Linked DNA regions of Homo sapiens: region 2 is linked to region 1. Evidence: chromatin contacts called from ENCODE Hi-C or POLR2A ChIA-PET data. All regions are on one chromosome and are shown on one strand. The core of a region is the stretch at or near the end of the contact, and the rest is flanking DNA. Distances in the headings are between cores, read along the strand shown. Region 1 has its middle 120 kb from the start of PHLDA1-AS1. Region 2 has its middle 77 kb from the start of PHLDA1-AS1.

Evidence for each region. Hi-C counts contacts between places; a loop is a spot of excess contacts on that map. ChIA-PET counts read pairs that join two places held with the same protein, here RNA polymerase II (POLR2A). Pooled maps may share reads with other maps.
Region 2: a map of Right ventricle myocardium inferior shows a loop between it and region 1 (2.8-fold over the local background). The contact joins two enhancer-like sites. A Hi-C loop is called at or near these places in 2 of 168 maps with a recorded cell type or tissue (Right ventricle myocardium inferior and transverse colon), 3 of 37 single-sample maps with no recorded cell type and 16 of 50 pooled maps. POLR2A ChIA-PET finds 5 or more read pairs at or near these places in 8 of 52 experiments (A673, AG04449, GM12878 and 5 more).

What each region holds. Positions count from the first base shown.
Region 1 is chr12:75,907,329-75,911,794 of GRCh38, reverse strand. No RefSeq gene overlaps it. Among named protein-coding and RNA genes, the nearest start is that of PHLDA1-AS1, 120 kb to the left of the region's middle. Within about 2 kb of position 2,484, at least 17 of the 41 ENCODE cell types and tissues checked have a DNase peak (open chromatin) inside an H3K27ac peak, as active enhancers do.
Region 2 is chr12:75,951,176-75,955,641 of GRCh38, reverse strand. No RefSeq gene overlaps it. Among named protein-coding and RNA genes, the nearest start is that of PHLDA1-AS1, 77 kb to the left of the region's middle. Within about 2 kb of position 1,894, at least 6 of the 41 ENCODE cell types and tissues checked have a DNase peak (open chromatin) inside an H3K27ac peak, as active enhancers do.

The DNA of each region.
Region 1 (4,466 bases), core at 1,235-3,734:
TTTTTGAGATGGAGTCTTGCTCTGTCATCCAGGCTAGAGTGCAGCGGTGTGATCTTGGCTCACTGTGACCTCTGCCTTCTGGGTTCAAGTGATTCTCTTGCCTTAGCCTCCCGAGTAGCTGGGATTAAGGCACCTGCCACCACGTCTGGCTAATTTTTGCATTTTTAGTAGAGACAGGGTTTCACCATGTTGGCCAGGCTGGTCTCAAACTCCTGACCTCAAGTGATCTGCCTGCCCCAACCTCCCAAAATGCTGAGATTGAAGGTGTGAGCCACCATGCCCAGCTATATGTGGTATAGTTTTATACAACTGGCAGTGCAATAGGTTTGTTTATAGCAGCATCATCACAAACACATGAATAATAAGTTGTGCTGTGATATCACTAGGCAATAGAAAATTTTCAACTCCATTATAATCTTTATTTTTATTTTTAAAATTTTTAATTTGAGACAGGCTCTCAATCTCTTGCCCAGGCTGGAGTGCAGTACACAATCATAGCTCATTTTAACTTTGAATTCCTGGGCTCAAGCGATCCTGCCTTAGCCTCCTGAGTAGATAGGACTACAGGCATGTGCCACCACACCTGGATAATTTTTTAATTTTTTGTAGAAACAGGGTCTTGCTATGTTGCCCAGGCTGGTCTGGAATTCCTGGCCTCAAGGAATCCTCTTGCCTCAGCCTCCCAAAGTGTTGGGATTACAAGAATGACCCACTGTGCATGGCCCATTAAATCTTACGGGACCACTGCCATATATGTAGTCTGTCACTGACCAAAACATTGTTATGCAGCACATGACTCTGTGTGTGTGTGTGTGTGTGTGTGTGTGTGTGTGTGTGTATTTAAATTAATATATCTTGAGTACCTGTTAATGTGTTGGGCTCTGCTTTTGTTAACATGATCTCACCTGATCTTTAAAACAACCCTACCAGATAGGTGTTAACTTTTATTATTATTATCATAAAACTTTGGCTCAAATAATTGGAATGATTTTTATTTATTTAACAGATATTTATTGAGCATCTACTAGGTGCTAGGAATCATTTTAAGCGCCAAGGATTCAGAGATACATAAAGCAGGTATTGTCTCTGTGCTCAGGAAGCTGACTGTGATAAATAAGCAAACCCATAGTGAGATAATTTCAAGTATTATTTTGAGTGCTGTGAGGCAAATAAATAGGTTCATGCATCTGAGAGTAGCAGATGGTTGTGGGGGTCACCACTATATAGGTGAAGGGAACAGCAGTTACAAAGTGCTGAGGCTTTGCTTGAGGCTTTCTGACTTTTCAAGGTCACCCAACTTGTGAATGACAGCTCTGGGTTTTAATCAATTTCTGTGGAACAGCAGGCAGCAGGGGCATGGAAAGTTTAGCTTATTCAAGGTGAAGACTTGAGAGTTATGGGAGCATGTTAAAATGATATTTGCAGGGCTGGAACGGCTCCAGAACACCTGGGCTGTGAGGTCCCCCATCACCACGCAGAGCACCAGGGACTTCAGAGGAAATATTTGTTTTAATCATTTCTGGAAATGGGATTGCTGTTTGATATTTTCTCATTCTGTTTGCCTGACAACCACACAAGAAATCAGACTTTTTAAAGGCCTCTCTTGCCTAATCAACTAGATGCTTTGGAAAAAAATTTGCCAAATGATAGAAATATTTCTCTTTCAGCTTAACTGCTGACCCAGACTAGTGAAAGAAATGGCCTTTCAAAGAATAAATCTATGAAATTCCATTTCTGGGGCAAGTGCCTTGATTTGCATTGAGCATTGTTGTAAATGTCAACTGTCCGGCTCCCACTGTCAGCTTGAATGGCCATCAGTGTTTACCCTCCCAAGATAATTGCACTAACTTATTCAGCACATGGTTGGAGGCTGAGGCCATACTGTTTCTTGTTAATCTCAATCACGTCCCTCTTTCCTCCTTCCTTTTTCTCCTATGAGGCACTCCTAGATTTTTCAAGTTTATGATGAAATACTAAATTCTTCGCTTAGCAGGGCTGTTAGATTTCCTGAGTTGCCTTGCCGAGCCAGTATTCCCATGGCTGTTCCTGAGAGCAGGTGGGAGAATGTGAACCCGTTGAAGAGACTGAACAAAGGGACAAGCAGTGGCAATTTCCTTCCCTCACCACTGGAAGTTGATGTGAAGAGCCAAGGGCACAAAATTTTTCCAAATCAAAAATACCAGAATATACATGCTGTCTTGTTTATCAGTATCCCAAGGACCCAGAACATAGTAGATGTTGAGTAAATATTTAGTGAATGACAATCACAGCAAGTTGTCTCTGCTAGCTTAACCATCCTCCCATGGCCTCCTCAGTCCCTTCCTCATTGGACACTGCTGGATTTTTGCCAATTGTGTTCTCTTGAGGAAGGGGTTGAGGGGACAAAGGGAGGAAAGGCTGGACATATTGCCTAGGCTTGATTGGCTGCAGCCATTGTGACTCTTTTCCAGCTGCAGAGCATTTTGCATGTGAGGAATGATACGGAAACATGCCTCCAGCAGCCAGCTGGCTCCTCACCAGTTCTTTGTAAATACCAGCCAGAGGCAGCTCTGGTCTTCTGCCAGGATAGAGACAGTGAAAGCAAACTTCACAGGTTCCTCGCCCTCACATGGGGCTCATCAAGACCCTACAGCTGTTGTTTCAGCTCCAGATGAATTCTTTGTATTTTTACTTTAGAGAATCTACTAAGGAAATGTCATTCCCTCACTTCCCTCTGCCTATATATGTTTGCTTTGGCAGAGAATCACTCTGTGTTCCTCTCTTCTCCACTCTCATCTCTTTGATCCAAATGTTCTCTCCTGCTGGTTTCTTCTTGTCCCTGGAGGTACAAAACACATGTTTGGTTTGGTAGAAACATTAGGAGAATATCTGACTGTCTTCAATTGCTTAAGGGGGGGTCTTGATTAATATAGCTGTGTGTTTCAAAATCTGTTTTACCTGTTCTTCTATCAGCAGCATTATCATTAGCCAGTCTGGGAAAGACGCTTTATATAAATGAAAGATTTGGCCCAATTTCTAAGGAGTAATTTTACCGTGTTTTGTAGCTTTTGAGACTCATACATTTTCATACTTTAACACCTCAAAATTTGGGAGGCAAATTCTTTCTTATCATAGATATAGGCCATGCATTGATCAGTAGTACTGTTTTTTCTTTTTTGGTAGCTAAAATAATGGTGTGTCTTATAATAGATGGAATCTTAGATTTGATGAAATGCAGTAGTTTATTTTGGCCAAAAATATCTCAATTTATTTATTTATTTTTCTTTTGGTTCTTGATTTGGAGATTTATTTTTCTAGTTATTTTTTTTTCTATTTGGTGTTAATCATTCAGACTAATCTATGAACTACCTATTTCTATAATCAGCCCATTTTAAAATGTGTCCATCATGATAATTTTAAATATATATAGATAGATTTATATAAAGGAAGAAAGGATCCAGGAGTGAGAAAGCCGAGGTTCTAGTTCTGCTTTTGCTTTAACCTTGGATAAGTAATTACCTTTTGAGCTCTTCTTTCTTGGCTATAAAATAATGGGTAAGAATGCAATGATTGCGAAGACTTTGATTTCATTGTGGCTCCTCCTCCCTGTTGGTTGTTATTCAGAGTCAAAGGCATGAGATGGGTAGCAAATTTGGTTAATGTCTCCTCAGAGTAAGTTTATGTCATAGTGACTTGCGAGAACCTGTCATGCCAGACCCAATTAATTTTCTCTGTGAGATAATGATCCCATTGCATGAACAAATGAGAAGAGCTAATAGTTGAGTGCCAACAGAGTGCCAGGCACTGTGCTATCTGCTTGCTATGGGTTGAATTGTGTACACCCCCAAAATGTTGAAGTCCTGATTCCCAGGGGCTGTGGCTTTATTTGGAAATAGGATTGTCTTAGTCTGTTTGTATTGCTATAACAGAATACCTAAGACTGAGTGGTTTATAAAGAAAATAGATTTCTTTAGCTCACAGTTCTATAGGCTGGGAAGTTCAAGGGGCAAAGCACTGGCATCTGCTCTGCTACTGGTTAGGGGTTTTGTGCTGCTTCCACTCATGGTGGAAAGCAGAAGGGTAGGCGCATGCAAAGAGGTTACATGGCAAGAAAGGGAGCAAGAGAGAAAAACTGGGGAAACCAAACTCTTTTTAACAAGCTACTCCTGTGGGAATGAATTCATTCTACAGAGAACTAATCCAGTCTCAAGAGTGTGAGAACTTACTGACTACCTCAAGAATGGCACCACGCCATTCATTCATGAGGGATCTGACCCTCCTTACCCAAACACCTGCCGCTAAGTCCCACCTCCCAACACCACCATATTGGGGATCAAATTTCTACATGGGGACAAGCAATATCCAAACCATAGCAGGTCTTTATGGATGATCAAGTTAAAATGATGTCATTAGGACTGGCTTTAATCCAATATAATTGTCTTCTTAAAAAAAGAGGAAATTTGGACATAGAGACAGACAAACACACA
Region 2 (4,466 bases), core at 645-3,144, 44 kb before region 1:
TATATAGATGCCAAGTAGTCCACACTTGCCTGCTGTTTTCCGTAAGATCTGTAACCACACCGAGTTAAGCTTTGGCCTCCCTGCCTGTAACCTGATAAAAGGGTCAAGCCTGCAGGACGGTGTGTTGTTATACTCACTGATGGAATTTTCTCTCCCCTGCCTGGGCAGGTGAACCCAAGGCTATGAACCAGGGCCTGTAGGTATTTGAGGCTATCATGATGCTGCCCCCTGCATTCCTGCAGTCAACTGGGAGCTGTGGGGGCTGCAGCACTTGCTCTCTCCTGGCCAGCAGCCCAGGGGGTGAGTGAGGAGGGCTTGGGGATCCATTGAATTTCCTTTTTGTTTTCTTCATTTCTATTGGGTCTAACTCACTTGTTAAAAAGAAAAAAGTCTTACTAGTCTTACTATTGGAATTAGGAAATTAGTCTTTAACTGGACTGCAAATATGGCTCACACTTGTAATCCCAGTGCTTTGGAAGGCCAGGGCCTGAGGATCATTTGAGGCTGGGAGTTTAAGACCAGTCTGGGCAATATAGTGAGACCCGCCTTTACAAAGAATTAAAAGCAGCCAGGTGTGGTGGTGAGAACCTGTAGTCCCCACTACTTAGGAGGCTGAGGCAGGAGAATCATTTGAGCCCATGAGTTTGAGGCTGCAGTGAGCTATCATTATGCCGCTGTATTCCAGCCTGAGTGACAGAGCAAGATCCTATCTCTAAAAAAGAAAAAAGAGGAAAAAAAAAGAAATAGATTGAAAAGGAGAGTGTACACCCCATGAAGTTAACAGTTGTTTTTTTGTTTTTGTTTTTGTTTTTTTCCTGGTTGGGAGGATTCAGGTGGTTACTCTTTCCAGTTTACCTCCATTTTATAGTTTTTGTCACCAAGCACTTATTACTTTAACTAGAAAAACGAAAGAATCTTTTTGTCACTGTTGTCTTGTTCACTGCTGCCCATGTCCTAGAATGGTCTCTAGTCTATAGTAACCTCTCAATAACTACCTGTTGGAGAAATAACTGAATGAATAAATGTCAAAGGTCATTGCTTCCTTTGGGAATGGAAAGCTTTAGTACCATCAGATTTTTTCCATATCCTCAGCTTCTTAGGATCACAGGTTGGAGTTTTAGTAGCATATGTTAAAAAACATAGTTCCTGTCTTCTTCAAAAATCCTGTGACTTTCAAGAAACCTATGACTTTGGGCACCCTGTGTGCTATCTTTCCTTCAGCACGGATGGTTCCTGCCTGCTGAAAAGTGCTGACTATTGCACCTCAGCTAACCCACTCAACCTTTTTCTAGAGGCCCAGGGAGATATGAATGTGACCAAGAACTTGGCCTTTGATATTCAGCCCAAGTCTGGCTAGAGGTCAGAGGGAGAAAAAAAAAAAAAATCCCTCCATGAGCCATAGCTGTCTGTATATTCAGCGTCTCTAGGCAACTGGGAGGACATTTACCATTCATCCTCCAAGAATGCTGAGTAGCCCTTCTTACGTGTGATTCACTTTGGGGTAAATTTCTGTCCTTACTAATGAGCCTGTGATGGGAGTCAAGTGAAAAGGAATCATTAAATCTGGTTTTATTCAAGTTACATAATTAATTCTGGCACTGAAGTTGGCTTCCCAAGTTTTATACATGGCCTGAGTTTGTTCATTGAATTAAAGGTGAGCATGGGGGTTGATGACACGGTGGCTATAGGTTCTTATTTCTTGTCCTTCTTCATGGGGTTAATTTGAAGAATAATTTAGCTAAAGCACCTTGTGCAGGGTTGGGAATGTGTTAGTGATCGGTACATGAAATTTCCCTGTCCATTGCCTCTTTTCCCTCATGACCTCCTACATGGGAGGTTTTCCCTTGGAGGGTGTGACAGCTGATTACTCAAGCTGGTGTGGGAATTTAGCTCTGGAGATTGACTGGCAGATCAAAACTTGGACTGTTCTCACCAATAGGGGTACGGCTCTCTACTTCATTATGTGTCTTTGTGGCATTTTGTCTTTCTCTCTCCTGGCTAGTCTACTCAAACACCCTTCTCAGAGACTGCCACTGTGGACTCTGAAGTTTTCACAATACCAGGAGGTTTGTGGGAACTGAATAAATTGCTTCAAGATCGAACATAAAAATAAGTCCTGGCCCCAATCCTAAAAGAAGTCACTGGGAACCCAATCAGTGCTGGGCAACCAGCCCAGGCCCAGGCTAATGAGATATTTACATGCTAGGCTTTTCCCTTCATTTTGGTCTTCATGGGCCTCATTTATGAGGAAGTCTGGAGTGCGTGTGCTGTAGGCAGAGGCCGGTGCTTCCCAGCTTGGTGCCATGGACTCCTGTAGCAGATCAGGGGCACTACCACCCACCAAAAAATCCAGCACATTCAACAAACAGCAAATTCCCAGCCCAAAGCAATTACTTGCTTTTTATTTATTTATTTTTTTGCTATTGTTTTTCATTTACATTCTTTTCTGAGTTTTGCATGTTTTACTCTGACAGGAGGTATAAACAGGCAAAGGAAATGTAATCTATTTCAGTATTTGTGGGAGTGCTTGTCCTAGGAGTTTTAGGAGAGCATTTTCATCTATCAGATTAAGACAAATTTAAAAGGGTCCCCAAAGAGAATTTAGAATTGGAAAACTAAACCTAGGAGGAAGTTAAAGGTACAGTGATTATTTTGCTTGGAGAGTAGTATTGGCTTTCCAATAAAATGAAGGTGATTACTAAGAAAGGTAGCTGATTGGTCATTAGTGCATGGCCAGGACAAGAGAGTGAAGACTCATGTTTGCTTAAAAGAAGCATTTTTCTCTCAGGTGGAATTTGTTTGACGTTAGTGTGGCAGATTGTGATATTTCTTCTAAAAGTGGGAAAGCAATTTGTGTAATCTGTGCTCGTGTGCAGAGGACAGAACCAGATGGCTTTCGCAGTAAACTTTCAGGGCTTTACTAGAATAGGGAGAGACAAAAGGGAGGCAAACTTGGTGGCTTGTGAGATGGGGAATCGTTGTTTCAAATCAGGGGTGAGAACAACCCAAAATTTAGGAATGGCTTTTCAATAATAGCTCTTCTGATGTGTAGTACTAGAATCTAATTTTTATTTAAGCACAGCTTCAGAGGTTTTTTTAAAAAATTGCAAACTTGGAAATAAAGAAAAAAGAGGGGGCCGGACGTGGTGACTCATGCCTGTAATCCCAGCACTTTGGGAGGCCGAGGTGGGCAGATTGCCTGAGGTCAGGAGTTCGAGACCAGCCTGGCCAACATGGTAAAACCCTATCTCTACTAAAAATACAAAAATTAGCCGGGCACTGTGGCAGATGTCTGTAATCCCAGCTACTCGGGAGGCTGAGGCAGGAGAATCGCTTGAACCTGGGAGGCAGAAGTTGCAGTGAGCCGAGATCGCACCATTGCACTCCAGCCTTGGCAAAAAGAGTGAGACTTTGTCTCAGAAAAAAAAAAAAAAAAAAAGAAGAGGAACAGCATGTCTTATCAATGTCACAATGGGAAAATGTTTAAAAGGCCACCAAGGATTACTCATTATTTACTACTGACAAGGCCTAGACTCTGTGAGGTCACATGTTCATTTAGGTTTATGTCCGGTATAAAAGATAACTCTAAAGATTATGGTTTCATTGCCCTGTAGGACATTAACCTCTTTTGACTTAACTAGTAATCTTATTCATACATTCTCTTTTACAAATTTCACTAATTTTTCTGAGTACCCAGGTCCCCAAATGGCCTTTAAACCAGCTTGATCATGCTTCTGGCTCCCCACCAGTGAATTGAATATGTGTTAACATGTGTTCATTATTTGACTCATGTTTGTAACTATTTTAAAATTGCTCTTTAACTAGTGGAATTTTATCTTTTATTGTTTGCTGAGTAAGATTTTTCATAATAACTTCTCTTCTGCTCTTTGATTAATGCTGAATAGAGTCATGATTTTACTAACATTTATTTTTGTGGCAGCCTCATGTGTAATCCCACCTGCATTCTTCAAAAGCATTTGTAAATAACCAACAAAACTATTTCCTGGTGTAAATCAGTGCATGGAAATCCGTTCTTGTTTTTAAAGGAAGTTAAAGTGAATGAGGTTTCTTCACAGCAATCTAGGATTTTTATCTACAGGGAAAAATCTGTGTTTATGTAGTTTTGTACTTATTATCAACCAACAGGTCTTGTAAATATAGGGTTTTTGCTAGCTTTTGTGTTAAAAGTTACATGTACTCACATAAATGGTTTGGGAAGAAACACTGAATTGGTTTGGAAGGAAATCAGTTCTTTAAAAAAGAAAACAACCGGCCAGGCGCGGTGGTTCACGCCTGTAATACTAGCACTGTGGGAGGCCAAGGCAGGTGGATTGCCTGAGCTCAGGAGTGCGAGACCAGCCTGGGCAACACAATGAAACCCCGTCTCTACTAAAATACTAAAAAAATACACCACTCGGGGTCGTGGTGTGTGCCTGTAGTCCCAGCTACTCGGGAGGCTGAGGCAG